Regions from separate parts of the Homo sapiens genome. Here region 1 is linked to region 2. A link is an interaction called in ENCODE POLR2A ChIA-PET data of the cell type or tissue named here. Cell type or tissue: IMR-90. All regions are shown on one strand.

Region 1 (4,000 bases), 600 kb before region 2:
TTGGGATGCATTTTGGCGGGGGGTGTTGTACATTCTCTGAGGGAATCAGAAGTTGTTCCTTGCAGGATTTTAGAGAATGCTTGTTGGGGAATTCAAGGTGTTTCCTTTGCTGAAGGAGGTGACTTGGTCTTCTAAGTGTAGAGACCCAAGACCAGGAAAAGACTGCTTTGTGAACACTGCAATAATAGCCACTTTCCACTACTACAATATCCTTTGGCTGTTGTTTCCAAAATGTTGCTTTCTTTATGAAGGTGTCAAGCAAAAGAGTTGAACTCTGAAATATTCGAAGAGATTTATTCTGAGCCAAATATGAGTTGACCATGGCCCGTGACACAGCCCTTGGGAGACCCTAAGAATATGTGTCCAAGGTGGGCGGGGAGCAGCTTGGTTTTACATATTTTAGGGAGACATGAGACATCAATCAAATACACATAAGGCATACATTGGTTTGGTCCAGAAAGGCGGCACTTCGAGGTTTTGGATAGATTTTCTGTTTCTCGTCGAGAATTGGTTATCACTAGAAAGGAATGTCTTGGCTACAGTAAGAGGTTGTGGAAACCAAGAGTGCCCTATTCAAGGAGGGAGTGCATTCAGATGGTTGCTGGGGGCCTTTGAATTTTATTTTTGGCTTACAAGCGGGAGAAGGTCAAACATGGACCTCAGACCTTAAGGGGCTCTTAAGTCTGTGCTGTGGTAAGGGGTATCTTCAGGGGCAGGAGGGCTCTGGAAAGTTTGCATTAGATGGAGAACAGGAGGAAACTTGGCAGGCAGAGAGTGCTTACACAAAGGTGTAGAGGTGAAAGCACATGGAGGGTTTGCAGGGCATTGGTTCCAGGTGGGTTTTATTGGTTTTTGTTTTTTAAGATGAAGTCTTGCTCTCTTGCCGGGGCTGGAGTGCAGTGGCATGACTTCGGCTCACTGCAACCTCCACCGCCCAGTTTCAGGCGTTTCTTCTGCCTCACCCTCCCAAGAGCTGGGATTACAGGCGTGCACCACCATTCCTGGCTAATTTTTGTATTTTTAGTACAGATGAGGTTTCACCATGTTGGCCAGGCTGGTTTTGAACTCATGACCTTAAGCGGTCTGCCTGCCTTAGCCTCCCAAAATGCTGGGATTACAGGCATGAGCTACTATGCCTGGCCTGGTTTGATTTTAGAGATAGACAGGCTCTGTGTTGCCCTGGCTACAGTGCAGTGGCTGTTCACAGCTGTGATCATGGCACACCGCAGCCCCAAACTCAAGGTGGGCTCAAGCTGTCTTCCTATCTCAGCCTTCCTGGTAGCTAGGACCACAGGCACACTCCACCACACCCAGCTAGTTCTAGGTGTTTTGAGTAAGTTAGACACTTGGTGAGCTTTGTGTATAAAAGACTCAGTGACCTGCTTAGATTAAAACTAGGGCAGTGGAATGAAAAATTCTCATGGGAAGTGACAGTTTATTTTCTTCACTTACTGGTAAATGAAAGCCAAAAAGCTGAATTTTCCTAAGTAAACTAGAAAGAACATGGAGTGTGTGTGACTAACTAGGATGTTTGTGTTTACGTTTACAAAGATAACTTTCACCTACAGTGGTTGTAGATACAAGTAATAAAAATGAACAAGACCAGTATTCTAACGTGGTTACCTTCCAAGATTGGAAATTTAACCAGGCGTTGAAATGCTGAAAATTTCTGTTAGAAAAGATGGGCGAAGGAATTAATGGTGGATACTGAAACCACAGTTGGCTGTATGAGTTGAACTGTAACAGGCAATACCTGTTGTATGGCCAACATGATTACTCAGTTGCAGTGCACATGTTGGCTGGTTGGCATATGCTCTGTAAGCGCAGCTTGGCAGTCTTTAAGATCCATAGAAATACTCTTTGACGTTTGATCTCTAAGTTCCATTTCTGGGCATTTGTCCTTAAGGAATGGAAAAGCAGGCAAACTAAAGCTAGTCATTGCAGCAATAACCCACTGGAAACAACTGAAAATATAATGAGAGAATTGTAGAGTGCTGGATAAAATGTTGTGGGTCCACTCAAAATGATTCGAGTGTTGTAGTGTGGAAAATGCCCAAGCCAGGGGGGACACATTTAAAATGGTGGGTACACTCTGATTGTGATTATCAAATATATAGATGGACAAGGACAGGAGGGTTTTTTGAAAAGTAAAGACAGATGAGAAGTGTAATATAACCTAAGTCTTTAAAACGTAGAAACATTTAAAAATACAATTGCTTTGAATTTGAGTGGACTCATATAAAACAAGAATTGTCTGGATTTGCTGTCTTGCTGTTAAGGCAGGGTTCTTGAAAAGAGCTGTGTGTCCACTGCCTCAATCACTCCTCACAGTCCTGCTGCTTCTCTCTTTGCTGAAAATGCTTTAGGGGTGGAATGTCTGTTCTTAACCACTGTGGGTGGCTTCATAAATCACCTCCTTACTGAAGTGTGCTTGTTAGGCCTATTGGTTATCAAATGGGGCACAGTGTAGCTGCCTCTTAAAAAGTTGTGAGGAATGAGTTAGAACTGGATCTGAAGTCCTCAGGTAATAGGCATGGCTATGACTGGGTGACTTTAAGCATTGTTGCTTCTCAACTTGCTTTGTATCCTCAGCAGTCAAACCAGGTGCTCTTGGCTCCATTCAGACTCTTGGGTTCTGCTCTTGACCATTTTGCAAAGAGTTCTGAACCTTCATGGGCAAGGTCAAGCACCCTGTGACTGGGGGAGAACCTTTGAACCTGGAGTGTGGGCCTGGGTTCGCCCCGGATCCCTGTCCATTGCTTGCTGTGGGCCTTGGTTTCTTTATCTGTAAAATGGAGGTAATGCCTGGATTACAAGGCTGCTATAAGGATGAGAGGGGACAATGAGGGTACTTTTTAATGAAAGCATTCTTGTCACCACCAGGGAACCATAGTCAGGATTTGGGGGCATGTAGGTGTCATTCCACAGCCACTTACCAAGCAGCCCTCTCTTAGCTTGGTGCTGGGACTCATTGCCTCTCCAATGGAATTTTCCAAGTGTGTTGAGGGCTGTCTTGCTCCTTACCTACTTGATTCTCTTGCAGATCTTACTGTGCCGAGATCGCTCACAATGTTTCCTCCAAGAACCGCAAAGCCATCGTGGAAAGAGCTGCCCAACTGGCCATCAGAGTCACCAACCCCAATGCCAGGCTGCGCAGTGAAGAAAATGAGTAGGCAGCTCATGTGCACGTTTTCTGTTTAAATAAATGTAAAAACTGCCATCTGGCATCTTCCTTCCTTGATTTTAAGTCTTCAGCTTCTTGGCCAACTTAGTTTGCCACAGAGATTGTTCTTTTGCTTAAGCCCCTTTGGAATCTCCCATTTGGAGGGGATTTGTAAAGGACACTCAGTCCTTGAACAGGGGAATGTGGCCTCAAGTGCACAGACTAGCCTTAGTCATCTCCAGTTGAGGCTGGGTATGAGGGGTACAGACTTGGCCCTCACACCAGGTAGGTTCTGAGACACTTGAAGAAGCTTGTGGCTCCCAAGCCACAAGTAGTCATTCTTAGCCTTGCTTTTGTAAAGTTAGGTGACAAGTTATTCCATGTGATGCTTGTGAGAATTGAGAAAATATGCATGGAAATATCCAGATGAATTTCTTACACAGATTCTTACGGGATGCCTAAATTGCATCCTGTAACTTCTGTCCAAAAAGAACAGGATGATGTACAAATTGCTCTTCCAGGTAATCCACCACGGTTAACTGGAAAAGCACTTTCAGTCTCCTATAACCCTCCCACCAGCTGCTGCTTCAGGTATAATGTTACAGCAGTTTGCCAAGGCGGGGACCTAACTGGTGACAATTGAGCCTCTTGACTGGTACTCAGAATTTAGTGACACGTGGTCCTGATTTTTTTTGGAGACGGGGTCTTGCTCTCACCCAGGCTGGGAGTGCAGTGGCACACTGACTACAGCCTTGACCTCCCCAGGCTCAGGTGATCTTCCCACCTCAGCCTTCCAAGTAGCTGGGACTACAGATGCACACCTCCAAACCTGGGTAG
Region 2 (4,000 bases):
AGGCGGAGGTTGCAGTGAGCAGAGACCATGCCACTGTACTACAGCCTGGGCAACAGTGTGACACTCCATCTCAAAAAAAAAAAAAAAAAAGGCAATATAAGCATAGCATTTAGAAGTATGGAAAGAAATATCAGAAGAAACAGAAGACACAGTAGAAGAAAGAGGTGAAAATCATTAAGATGTATCTGAGAAGCAGAATGCAGGGATGGTGGTTTGGGGGAATTTAGTTTCTTATGCCAGTTTTTAAAAACTGTGAGTGTGGTGTGTGGTGCGTGTGTGTGTGTGTGTGTGTGTGCTGGTTTTGAGAGGGAGAGGGAAAGGCAGGGATTGGGGCTTGAATAACAGGCATTTGCAGAACTAAAGGAGGCTGTACTCATTACATGTGTTGCAATGTGCTTCTGCTTAAGAATATTGTTGGCCAGGCACAGTGGCTCACGCCTGTAATCCCAGCACTTTGGGAGGCCGAGGCAGGCGGATCATGAGGTCAGGAGATCGAGACCATCCTGGCTAACACGGTGAAACCCCGTCTCTACTAAAAATACAAAAAAAAATGCCAGGTGTGGTGGTGGGCGCCTGTAGTCCCAGCTACTTGGGAGGCTGAGGCAGGAGAATGGCGTGAACCAGGAAGGCGGAGCTTGCTGTGAGCCGACCTCGCACCACTGCACTCCAGCCTGGGCGACAGAGTGAGACTCCGTCTCAAAAAAAAAAAAAAAAAAAAAAAAAAAAGAATATTGTTATGACCCCAGTGCAGTGTGATGTCTAAAACTAAGGAGGAGAAGCACACGGAAAAGTGTTCTCCCCAAGAGAGGTTGTTGCCTGTAGTTTTCAATACAGGACAGGATGGAAATGGGGGAAGCATAGGGAAGATGTTTGTTTGATTTGAACAAATGAAGTGCTCAACCTCCTCGTGGGTTCAGCAGGGGAATCGTTTCACCTGCAGGACAGCTGTAACACAGCAAGGCACAGAGGAGTGTGGACATGTCATTCGGGCTTCCAGCTGAGATTTCCCTGGGGACTTGGGAAAGCCAAGGAGAAGGGTGTGGGTGGTGCACAATCTCTCCGTCTGGTTGGTGGAAATTTCAAGGCTAAGCAGAAATATGCTGAATTTTCTTTGGCAATTAAAAAACGTGTAAGAATACCAGTGATTTCTTAATCCAGTTTTGCAAGTACAAACAATGGCTGTGTATTATAAAAAGGGCTATTCAGATTTAGATTTCTTCATAGTTCCAATAAGGCAAAGATCAAATTTTAATGTCAAAAAAAAAAAAAAAAAAAAAGACAAGCAGACAACGAGTGAGAATGTTCTAAATACTTTAGGGACGGTTTAATTGCTTTTTGGTTATGTTGTTTCAGACTGTAATTCTTGCAAATGTAAAGTCAATATGCAAAATTGAGTTAAAATATAATAGTTATAAACGTTTTTACTCTCTCATGTTAATCTAAAATAAAATAAAGCCTAAGCTTTTTTGAAAGCTGATGATGCCCATGTATTGATTGGAAATGCTTCTTGATTATAATGTTAAATATCCCATCAAAACAAAAATTTTAAAGTCTATCATCTGGATGTTTTCAAACATCTAGATACACAGTGCCATGCAGACAAAACATCCAAACGGCATAACCCAAAACACACCGACAGTTGGTAGAACCTGGCACGTTGGGGCCAAATATTTGGGATGGTATGGCTAGATGCACACTGCACTTATCTCAGGCCTCAGCAAATGGGCTTTGTTTAAATATGCCTTAAGCGGGCTTGCCTTTTGCTGAGATGGGTTATAATTCTGACTCTTTGCCTTCATAATTATATGCATAAGTTTGAAAGTTTTATTTAGCACATTATGGGAAAAAAAAAAGCTTTGTACCCTTAGGTTTCCAAACTGGGATCAGGAATTGTTAAATTTATTTTAATAGTCAGCTTTGTCTCTAGTAGATACCTGTTAGCTGCATTTTTAGCATAATAGAAAGCAGCCAACCAGTGTGATCTAGTTGTCATTTTTTTAAAAACTGAGGACAATGCAAGAATGAGTATCCAGTACAAGAATGCGTACACTTTATAACCACAGCATTCCCCTGGAGAGATCACAGAGTGAGCCGAAAAGCGCAGCTTCCTCACCCACTCCATACTAGAGGAACATTCCCCTAAACTCATCCATTACCCCCATTTAAAAAAAAAGTGTATAAATTTAAGGGGTACAAGTGCAGTTTTGTTACATGGATGTATCGCCTAGTGGTGAAGTGTAACCATCACCCTAATAGTGTACATTGTACCTTTTAGGTAATTTCTCATCCCTCACCCCAAACATGCAGTTTTGACTTTCTGTTTCTGAGTTGTTTCACTTAAGATAGTGGTCTCCGGTTCCATCCCTGTTGTTGCAAAAGACATGATTTCATTCTTTTTCATAGCTGAATAGTATTCCATTGTGTGTGTGTGTGTCTCACATTTTCTTTACACCACCCCAAATTTGGAACTTAGGCAAGGAGGAAGAATTTAACCAAACGAGTGAAAAAAAAGAAACACTCCTCTTATCAATAATGCCTAAAGTTATTAATATATATGTTTACATACATATTTATGGACCTAGAAACCAACAACAAAAAACCTGGCTCTCATAGTTCTAATACATAAGTGAATAAATACCAAACCCAAACCATCCTATATGGTAAAGAAGAAACTAAGACTGAAATAAACAGGAAAACTTCCGAATTTTTTGTGTTGCTATGATCTTTAGTGAAAGAGATAATTTCTCCTGGCGCACGGCTACTAACTGTATTTTCACACGTGGCCCTGGGGGAAGCTTACACGTTCTTCCGTAACAACACAGGATTCTCTTTCCAGCACTACCCAATGTTTTGGTGCCCATCAAATAACAGAATCATAACATGAGAAAGCAGGAAAAGACACCACAGAGTGAATTCAGTTCAACTCTGTATTTCATCCACTAAGGCATTAAGATACAGAGGTGTTAAGTAACTGATCCATTGTCCAGAGCCAATGAGAGGCGGAACCCAGGCATCCTGTTTCCCAGTGCGGTGTTCCCCGCTGCTGTCCAGACATCTCACTATTCCTCTTTGGTAAGAGGGACTAAGTGTCAACTTGCAGCTCCTTCCTCTTCTCCACTTGCCTCTTTACCGTGTCTTTCCTTCAGATGTGCTCTTCCCTTGCCTCTCATCTTTTCCTTTCCTCCTCTTAAATGAATCCTGCCATTTCTAACCTGAGAAAATTTGAATCTCTGCTGACACAGCATCTATACACAACTTACTGATGTGTTTTAGAAAACATGAAGGCAAAATCATGCAATGGAAATAATATTTAATTTGGATTTAGGAAACCTAGTTTGTAATCCTGTTTTTTTTTTTGTTTTTTTGTTTTTTTGTTTTTGACAGAGTCTTGCTCTGTCGCCAGGCTGGAGCGCAGTGGTGCGATCTCTGCTCACTGCAACTTCTGCCTCCCTGGTTCAAGCGATTCTCCTGCCTCAGCCTCCTGAGTAGCTGGGACTACAGGTGCCTGCCACCACGCCTGGCTAATTTTTTGTATTTTTAGTAGAGACAGGGTTTCACCATGTTAGCCAGGATGATCTCAATCTCCTGACCTCGTGATCCGCCTGCCTCGGCCTCCCAAAGTGCTGGGATTACAGGTGTGAGCCACTGCGCCGAGCCGAGTGTTTCTTTTAATTTTCTATAACTTTAGGCAACTCACTTTGCAGCTCTAGGATCAGTTTGCTAATCTATAAAATTAGAGGGTTGGACTGGGTGATCCTTAAAGCCCCTCTATTTCTATAGTTGTATGGTTATTCTGCTTTTTAACAAATTTAACTGTGAAAACAAACAAATCCCCCATATGTTTCTTAATCTTCATTATTCCTTACCCACTGGAACAAATCTATAATCTTCGTGGTGTGCCTGTCTTAGCTTCCCTTTTCTACCCATCAAAATGGGAATTATCTCTATGTAGTTCTCTTTATGCATTGCTTACCACAGCACCATGCAGACTTAATGGCTT

What was found. Peaks named below come from ENCODE experiments on the same cell type or tissue, not always from the same donor. Only the 100,000 strongest peaks of a DNase experiment are listed, where the experiment ranks them.
Region 1: POLR2A ChIA-PET joins it to region 2 with 7 read pairs; 1 of 35 experiments calls an interaction of 5 or more read pairs at or near these places.

Annotation. Positions count from the first base shown.
Region 1 is chr3:12,835,267-12,839,266 of GRCh38, reverse strand. It overlaps RPL32 (ribosomal protein L32), which reads left to right. Exons shown (of 4, transcript NM_000994.4): 4 at 3,044-4,000. The coding sequence ends at 3,173. Among named protein-coding and RNA genes, the nearest start is that of SNORA7A, 3.2 kb to the left of the region's middle. In IMR-90, no CTCF peak of the experiment used is centred here; no DNase peak of the experiment used is centred here; H3K27ac peaks cover 376 bases.
Region 2 is chr3:12,236,511-12,240,510 of GRCh38, reverse strand. No RefSeq gene overlaps it. Among named protein-coding and RNA genes, the nearest start is that of PPARG, 51 kb to the left of the region's middle. In IMR-90, no CTCF peak of the experiment used is centred here; a DNase peak (open chromatin) is centred at 2,060.